Regions from separate parts of the Homo sapiens genome. Here region 1 is linked to region 2. Evidence: chromatin contacts called from ENCODE Hi-C or POLR2A ChIA-PET data. All regions are on one chromosome and are shown on one strand. Each heading gives the region's core, a stretch centred on a gene start or an enhancer-like site at or near the end of the contact. The rest is flanking DNA. Distances are from core to core; before and after follow the strand shown. Region 1 has its middle 38 kb from the start of LINC01714. Region 2 overlaps RERE (arginine-glutamic acid dipeptide repeats).

What was found. A loop is a pair of places that touch in the nucleus more often than their neighbours do. ChIA-PET counts read pairs that join two places held with the same protein, here RNA polymerase II (POLR2A). Pooled maps may share reads with other maps.
Region 1: a loop to region 2 is called in a pooled map, with 3 times the contacts of the local background. The contact joins two enhancer-like sites. A Hi-C loop is called at or near these places in 3 of 50 pooled maps. POLR2A ChIA-PET finds 5 or more read pairs at or near these places in 2 of 52 experiments (CD8-positive, alpha-beta memory T cell and activated CD8-positive, alpha-beta memory T cell).

What each region holds. Positions count from the first base shown.
Region 1 is chr1:8,168,460-8,172,577 of GRCh38, forward strand. No RefSeq gene overlaps it. Among named protein-coding and RNA genes, the nearest start is that of LINC01714, 38 kb to the right of the region's middle. Within about 2 kb of position 1,437, at least 26 of the 41 ENCODE cell types and tissues checked have a DNase peak (open chromatin) inside an H3K27ac peak, as active enhancers do.
Region 2 is chr1:8,393,888-8,398,565 of GRCh38, forward strand. All of the region lies in intron 12 of RERE (arginine-glutamic acid dipeptide repeats), which reads right to left. Among named protein-coding and RNA genes, the nearest start is that of RERE-AS1, 28 kb to the right of the region's middle. RefSeq lists an enhancer at 1,842-2,041. Within about 2 kb of position 1,869, at least 17 of the 41 ENCODE cell types and tissues checked have a DNase peak (open chromatin) inside an H3K27ac peak, as active enhancers do.

The DNA.
Region 1 (4,118 bases), core at 187-2,686, 230 kb before region 2:
AACGAATAAAACTTACAGCTCTTAAAAATACCTAGGATGGGCTGGGCGCAGTGGCTCATGCCTGTAATCCCAGCATTTTGGGAGGCCGAGGCAGGCAGATCACGAGGTCAGGAGCTCAAGACCAGCCTGACCAACGTGGAGAAACCCTGTCTCTACTAAAAATACAAAAATTATACCGGGCACAGTGGCTCACGCCTGTAATCCCAGCACTTTGGGAGGCCAAGGCGGGCGGATCAAGAGCTCAGGAGTTTGAGACCAGCCTGACCAACATGGTGAAACCCCGTCTCTACTAAAAATTAGCTGGATATGGTGGTGCACGCCTGTAATCCCAGCTACTTGGGAGGCTGAGGCAGGAGAATTGCTTCAATCTGGGAGGCGGAGGTTGCAGTGAGCCGAGATGGCCCCACTGTACTCCACCCTGGGCAACAGAGTGAGACTCCATCTCAAACAAAAACAAAAACAAAAATGAGCCGGGTGTGGTGGCACATGCCTGTAATCCCAGCTATTTGGGAGGCTGAGTGGGGAGAATCACTTGAACCTGGGAGGCAGAGGTTGCAGTGAGCCAAGATCACACCACTGCACTCCAGCCCGGCCAATAAGAGTAAAACTCCGTCTCAAAAAAATAAAAAACAAGAAAAACCTAGGATGGGCCGGGCATGGTGGCTCATGCCTGTAATCCCAGCACTTTGGGAGGCCGAGGCAGGGGGATCACTTGAGGTCAAGAGTTTGACACCAGCCTGGCCAACATGGTAAAACCCCACCTCTACTAAAAATACAAAAATTAGCTGGACATGGTAGCAGGTGTCTGTAATACTAGCTACTCAGGAGGCTAGGGCAGGAGCATCACTTGAACCTGGGAGGTGAAGTTTGCAGCTAGCCAAGATCGCGCCACTGCACTCCAGCCTGGGCCGCAACAACAGCAACAACAAAATACCTAGGATGCAGCACTCTTCATGGATTTAATCTAATTATCATGTGAGATGAGTCAATGATCATGAATTGTAGGGGTAAAGAAAATGAGTCACAATGAGACCATTGGTGATGGGTCAGAAGGGGCTCCCTGGTTTCACCCTCCACTGCCCTGGGGGGTCCACGCTTCCCCTTGAGCTGTGGCTGGGTGATGCTGCCCTCAAAGGCCAGCTGTCATGGGCTTTCCCCACCCCGACCCTGAAATTTCCCCCATTTGTCTGAGCTATGGCCACCTTACTGGCTCAGAAGTCAGGCTACAATACTGCAATGGAACCGGGTGATGAAGTGTCATAAATAGTTAATACAAATTCTGCCAACAAGTTTGGGGTTAATAGCCGATCTTAAAATGGGTAAGGGAAAGAAAGGGAGAGGGAGGGAAAAAGGAGAGGGAAGAGAGAGAGAGACAAAGAAAAAGAGAGAGATTTTCTGGCATTCATCCTAAGCATTTCAGCCGTAAACTGGTTTAGGCCAGTGAGACAGGATGTTCTGCAGAGCAAAGATCACGTGACCACACAGTGCGAACAAACAGATGGTGTATCATTAACAAACTGCAACGCTGCATTTCCTAGTCTCTCCAGGGTGTCAGTGACCCAGGCAATTTAATTAAAAACATTAAAAAAAAAAAAAAAAGTGACAAGGGCCAAAGTTTCATCCTGTTTAAATTCAACTTCATCAAAAAAGTGGAGGGGCTATCCCTTCCATGAAACGTCCACATATGAGCCCCTCAGGGAAGTGGCACCAACGTGTAGGTCAGTGGCACAGTCAGGCCTCTGGTCAGTGGCCATTGATCCAGAAATGCGGCCAGGGCATGGCCAGGGCAGGGGCAGCTCCAGGACAGAGACCAGCTCGCCTCCCATTAGCCTCCTGGGGAGACAGGACAGGTAAACAGCAGGGAGCTCAGGGGGTTTTATGGACCAGGCCGTGTACACAGTTTGTCCCGAGTACAAACAAGCAGGTGGCCAGTCTCACCTTTGTTCTAAGAAGCGGGATCCAGGCAGGCCAGGAGGCCCAGAGGGTAGCTGTCAGGAGACACTGGGGCCCAACCAGGGCTTCCCACTGCAGGAGCGGGTCAGGAGCTTGGACACTCTCGGACACTCAGCACTGTCCTCGCTTGAACCTCCCCGGTAATGGCAGCATAAAGTGATGGTCAAGGGGCATCCGGTTGGGACTCAAGAAGCTTAATCCCAAATCCCTGCCCCACAGTCTACCAGTGACAGACACTGTGCTGAAGTCAGCCTCCACATGCTCACCTGTAGAATTGTGACAACATGGCAAGGGCAGGTGAAGGCCCCAGGATAGTGCCTGGCCATTGAGAGTGCTCTGTCGTGCAGGTGGGCATGGGCATGGGGCTGTCCAGAATTGAGCTGTTTTTTTGAGTTGGAGTCTTGCTCTGTAGCCCAGGCTGGAGTGCAATGGTTCACTGCAACCTCTGCCTCCCAGGTTCACGTGATTCTCCTGCCTCAGCCTCCCGAGTAGCTGGGATTACAGGTGACCAACACCACGCCCAGCTAATTTTTGTATTTTTAGTAGAGACAGGGTTTCACCATGTTGGCCAGGCTGGTCTCAAACTCTTTTTTTTTTTTTGAGACAGAGTCTTGCTCTGTTGCCCAGGCTGGAGTGCAGTGGTGTGATCTTGGCTCACTGCAAGCTCCGCCTCCCAGGTTCACGCCATTCTCCTGCCTCAGCCTCCCGAGTAGCTGGGACTACAGGCAACTGCCACCATGCCCTGCTAATTTTTTTTGTATATTTAGTAGAGACGGAGTTTCACTGTGTTAGCCAGGATGGTCTCGATCTCCTGACCTCATGATCCATCCACCACGGCCTCCCAAAGTGCTGGGATTACAGGTGTGAACCACCACACCCGGCCCAGGCTGGTCTCAAACTCTTGACCTCGGGTGATCCACCCGCCTCGGCTTCCCAAAGTGCTGGGATTACCGGTGTGAGCCACTGCGGCCGATATCTACGTTTTTAAAGACTCCTGTAATGGTGGCAAACTTGAGGCTCCTGGACATGGAAGGTGAAGAGGGCAAGAAAGCTGCAGGAGAAACCCTAGAGAGGTGGGACAGCTGGGGATCAATGGCTTAGGAATCTGTAAAGAAGGATATTTAGGTTTTTAGAATTTACATAAGGCCAGGCACGGTGGCACACACCTGTAATCCCAGCACTTTGGGAGGCTGAGGCAGGGGGATCGCTTGAGCCCAGGAGTTTGAGACCAGCCTGGACCACATAGGGAGACCCAGTCTCTGTAAAAAATAATTTTAAAATTTTAAAAGAAATTCATATAATCTTGGGCTTCCCAGCAGGTAAACAAAAGAATCCTAATTAATCTCAAGTGCAGATCATAAGAATTTGGAGAAACTGTTTGCACTCCAACATCTATGGAGATCAGTAGCTTTCTAGATTACAAAAATTCTAAATAAAATGTAACTTGGATAAAACTTGATTTTTGCACAGTGATACACCTAAAAGAAGCACAACTCTGACTCAAAGGCTTTGATGACAAATATAGGCAGATCACATGGCGTATCACATGCGATGAGCCATTCTCAAACATCTTTATCCCTCTCTCCTCTCAACATTTGTTCATCATTTGCTGATATTTATTGAGCACCCAATACATGCTCTGCTCTGGATGCCGGAGCAGCAAACAAGACCCTTTCAGTTCCTGCTCCACTACATTCTAGAGATGAAAGGCAGACTGGCAAATAGCTAGATCTTGCAGGGTACAGTTACTTTAGACGAAAGGCAGAGGTATCTCTCCGTCGCTCAAAGTATGATCCGAATGACAGAAGAATCCAGCCACATAAAGATGTAAGATAGAGCCTTCTAGGCAGGGGCAACAGCTTGTGCAAAGGGCCTGAGGCGGAAATGAAATGAGCCTGGCATGTTTCTGGAGGGAAAGTCAATGTCTCTGGAGTAGGGGTAGCAAGAGGCGGGTGTCGGGAGGTCTGCAGGAGCCAGATAACAAGAAAAGGCCTGTCGAAGATCTAGTGTAGAATCATTGCGGACCCTACAGACGACGCAGCATTAAGGATCTATGCTGAAAGCACTCCCCTCCAGGTGAGCAGACCCAGGTGTGAAGAAAAAGCTTTGCTTGGCTGTGTATCCAGGCAAATGCTGGATGAAGACACTGATACGCTTGAAGTTAC
Region 2 (4,678 bases), core at 619-3,118:
TTTTGTTTATAATTTGAAGGGCAATTAGAAGCTTCAGATGATAGGAGCTCAAGGCCCACGATTTTGCCATGAAGGCTGGCCACCTCCAATCTCCACCTGGGGACTTAAAACACTGCAAAATCCTATACACCATAACCCAAGAAAAATCCCTGATTTCTCCACTAAGGGCTCCTGAGACCAGAAAGACAAGATGAAGGATGGTGACCTATACTTTGGGAAAACCAAATTAGCTGCCATTTCTTGACATTCTATAATCCCAACTTTCAATTTCTAATGCAGGTGGCTCTAACTGCACAGGTAGGACAGAGCTGAAATCCAATGTAAACAGACACAATTCATCTTGCACACAACACTATACAGAGCTTTCCCCATTATTAAAAAGCTTCACCAAAATCTTGATTGGAAGTATGCTAAACATACTGCCCACAATTCCAAATTAAACAATTTTGAGAAATATTTCTTGCTTTTCAGATTCTCAAAATATTTGAAGTTCGACAACTACATACAGGCAAGATCATTCTGACCATCAACTACTCAATTAATTCTCACTACTGTCCTGGGAAGCAGATAATATTATCACCATTTTATAGATGAGAAAACTAAAGCACAGAGAGATGAAATAATTTGTCCAAGGACAGCGGGAGTGGAAAAGGAATTCACACACATTTCCGTTTTCCAGTAATTTAACTTAAGAAAGGAGCTACTGCAGAGAACAAACTTATCAGTCATGGAATCCCACATCACTCAGTGCTGGAGAGGGGGAATGAGCAACAAAAAAGTGACAAATCATAAGGTCTGAGTCCCAACTCTCAGCCAGAGTCACCCAATTGCTTCAGAAGACTGTTACCCCAAGGAAATAAGAAAAAAATACGTTAACTTGCTCTGTAAACCATAAAATCCACTACTAGTATATATATATATTATATCTCCATGAAGCACTTACCACAGTTACACTTGGTTTTTGTTTGCATTTCTTAGCAGGTGATTAATACTTTAAGGGGAGAGAAACTGTATTACTCATTTTTATATCCTCAGCATCTATCTAAAATGTCTTTCCCATAGAAACTCAAACGTCTGTTGAGTGGTTGAGTGAGTAAATAAATGTAAATAAAATAAAAAAGAAAACATATTTTAAGGGCCAAACAGCCCAAAGGCATTCCATGAGGGAAGTTTGTTACTAAACTTTCAGATAAGGTGTCTAGTATTTCCTGTAATAAGATATTGTATATTCCCCTTCTCCTGCCCACAGAATAAATCAAGTACAAAGAAACTAAAAATAATAATACCAAAGAATGAGCAATTTCCGGGTCGGGTGCAGTGGCTCATGCTTGTAATCTGAGCACTTTGGGAAGCCGAGGCGGGTGGATCACAAGGTCAGGAGTTCAAGACCGGCCTCGCCAATATGGTGAAACCCCATCTCTACTAAAAATATAAAAAATTAGCCGGGCGTGGTGGCACACGCCTGTAGTCCCAGCTACTCGGGAGGCTGAGGCAGGAGAATAGCTTGAACCCGGGAGGCAGAGGTTGCAGTGAGCTGAGATCACGCCACTACACTCCAGCCTGAGCAACAGAGTGAGGCTCTGTCTCAAAAAAAAAAAAAAAAGAATGAACAATTTCCTCTTTGGTCTTGTCTGCATAAAAAAGGAACCTCTCCTGCTCAGCTATGCAGGCACCTGGAGACATTTGAAGCTGGAGGTAGGAAAAAAAAAAGGTGAAGGTGAGCTTGACCTAGAAGGGCAACTGTGAACAAGGTGCTTTGAGGAAGCAATGTCAAACCTGTGTGGACCTTTTTGTAAACAGGTTAATTTCCTAAATTCTTTTGTGGGAATATAAGACATCCGTGTTTCTAAAACGGGAGAGGAGAGGAAACAAAAACCAAAACCAAAACCACCACCATGCACTGAAGGCCTGCAGTGGGGGCACAGGAGGAAGTATGAGAGGTTCCATGCCTGAGTTGTGATGTTTGCAGAGAATTAGCCAGTGAGAGTGCCCAAGGAACACGGGAGCACAAATCTGAGAAGGAACACTCGAACGAGGACCAATTCTATTATTATTATTCTGCTCTGTAAGGCATAGGTGACACCACCCCTCTCTCTGTGCTTAAAGGACAGCCATTCCATTAACTACCCACCTTGAATGGATTCCAGAGAAAGACTTTGTTCCCCAAGAAATATTAGCAAAAGCCTTCAAGCCAGGGCTAAGAGCCTTAGTGACAAGTGAGAAGGCACAGAACAACTGAGCAGAGATCATCTCTTGAAAACCTATGCTAATTATCCTGTTTCTACCATCAGGAAAGTGGGAGGGGGGAAGGGCTGCTGTGCTATCACTTGGGGTCCATTCTGGGGTCAAATTTGAATCCCAGCTTCTAGAGCTGAATTCAATGTGGAGTTTGTTGTCCATGCCAAAATTCAAAGGCTGATCAAGTTGAAGAACGTGACATGGACATAATGTGAAGTACATGAAAACTCACATACAAAGTACCTGCCCTCCTGGAACCAGTCCCCAGTTATCACAGAGCCGAGAGGAAACCAGTCCCCTATTATCAAATCCTCTTACTCTTGACTAGAGTGATGGAATTTGGGAAGAATGCAGCAGACTTCTAAAGACTGCTCAGCTACAAGCAGGATCTTCATCTCCTTTTCAGCTGTGGATAACAACGGAAGCAGTCAGCCGTCTAATAAATCAAGTTTAATTTTAACAGCATGAAGTATTGCCCGCTTTGTAATTATACTTCCAAAGGTAAAACCCAACTCGAATTAACTTAAAAAAATTGTTATTGAGGTAAAATTCACATAACATAAAATTAATCATTTTAAAGTTTACAATTCAGAGGCAGTTAATACATCTACAATGCGTGCAGCCCTCAGATCTAATTCCAAAACGCTTTCATCATCCCCCAAAGGAGACCCCTCCCCCTCATTAAGCAGTCAAAGTGAACTTTTTCCACAATGGCATTCTTTGTGATATATCATGCTTTCTCCACAGTATCAGTTTATTCACTTTCAACAGCATCTTTGCATTTTAAAGGTAAGGGAAAACTCAAAGGACCATGAGAACTAACACTCACAAATGTGCTTTCCAGTCTACCACGTGACTGTATACACATCTGGTGAGACAGTTATCTCAGGCAAAATGTACTGTGTGTCTTCCCTGGGAGGAGAAACAGGAGCTGATTCTAATGGAATGTTTACTATGTGACAGATACTGAGTCAGAAACAGCACAGCAGCTAAGACTGGGTGCTCTGCAACCACACTGCCCAAGTTCCAGTTCCAATTCAGTGTGAACTCTGTGTTCTTTGGGCAAGTCATCATAATCTCTCTGCCTCCTTTCTCTTCACACGTATTGTGATGGCAACACCACCACTTGCCTCATGGAGATGCTATGAAGGTTAAGTAAGTTCAAGTGCTTAGAACAGTGCCTAGTGCATAATAAGAGCTCAATCACTGCTGCCTTATTCGACTTTCACTACGACTCTGAGGGAGGTTCTATTTGTGCCCCCATTTCATTACTGAGGAACTTAAATTTTACAGCATCTAAGAGACTTACCCCAAACCCCCAGAGAATAAGTGGGATAGCTGGGATTTGAACTCAATTCTGAGTTCTGTTGGCTTAGCAACCATTCTGTAAAATGTACCAAGGAACAAAACCTTTCTGATCCCAGTTACCAAACTCATGTTGAGCAAAATCACACTCACACAGGAAAAAAAAAAAAAAACACATGAAACTGTCACCAAAATGGCAATAACCCAACTGTGCTACAGTTTTATTTCCTGCTGGCTTCTCAGTTCTCTAAGCCTTGAGGATCCACGCGCCTTAGACCATTATTACCTCCTCCCCCATATGCAGTAAGTTCCTGACTCTTCTGATCTTTCCTGTTCTTACTGGGCACCATCCCCCAAGACCTTCTGCTATTTGTACTTTCTGATTTCAGGCTCTTTATTCTCTGATACACACTGTTGCCAGAATAATCTTCAAAAAGATTGACTGCAACTTTCAACTTTAATTCAATCATACAAATATTTCTTGAGCATCTAGGTGCAAGGCACCATGATGAAGATAATGTGAGTAAGACAGTCCTTGCCTTCAGGAGCTCAATCCAAAAAGGGAGGTGTAAGATAGAATTTCATAAGACAATGCAGAGCCAGAGAAAGGCCCTAAGAGAGGCATGATGTTCTACAGGGGTATTCAAAGGACAGAGTTATATCCTCCTCAGATTAGAGAAAGATTAATGAAGGAAATTAAGTTTAAAAATGTAGAGCATTTCCACATGGAGTAACAGAAGGGCAGGCATTCTGGGCAGAACACTGCAGGAAGAAATGGCAGACAGGAAGCCTGAGTGTTTGGCAAGGGCCAGAGGTGCAGAAAGAAAAGCAGTAGGGAAGGGGCTTGGAGAAGCTGATTTGGACCACAGTATAAAAGGTCTTGACTCTCAGGCAAGGGGGTTAGTACTGAGTGTGGCTGATGAAATCTCCATAGCTTTGCTCTCCTGTGTGCTTTGCTCAGGGTTGGTTCTCACCATCTCCCCATCACTCAAGGCCTAGTTCAAGTCTCAGCTTCTTCCTGACGTGTGTCTTGACCGCCCCAGTGTAAAATAAGATCCTCTTCTATTAACAACGACCATCTCTACAATTTATTTGGCAATTAATCACGTAGTGCTTCTAACATCTGTTATCAGTC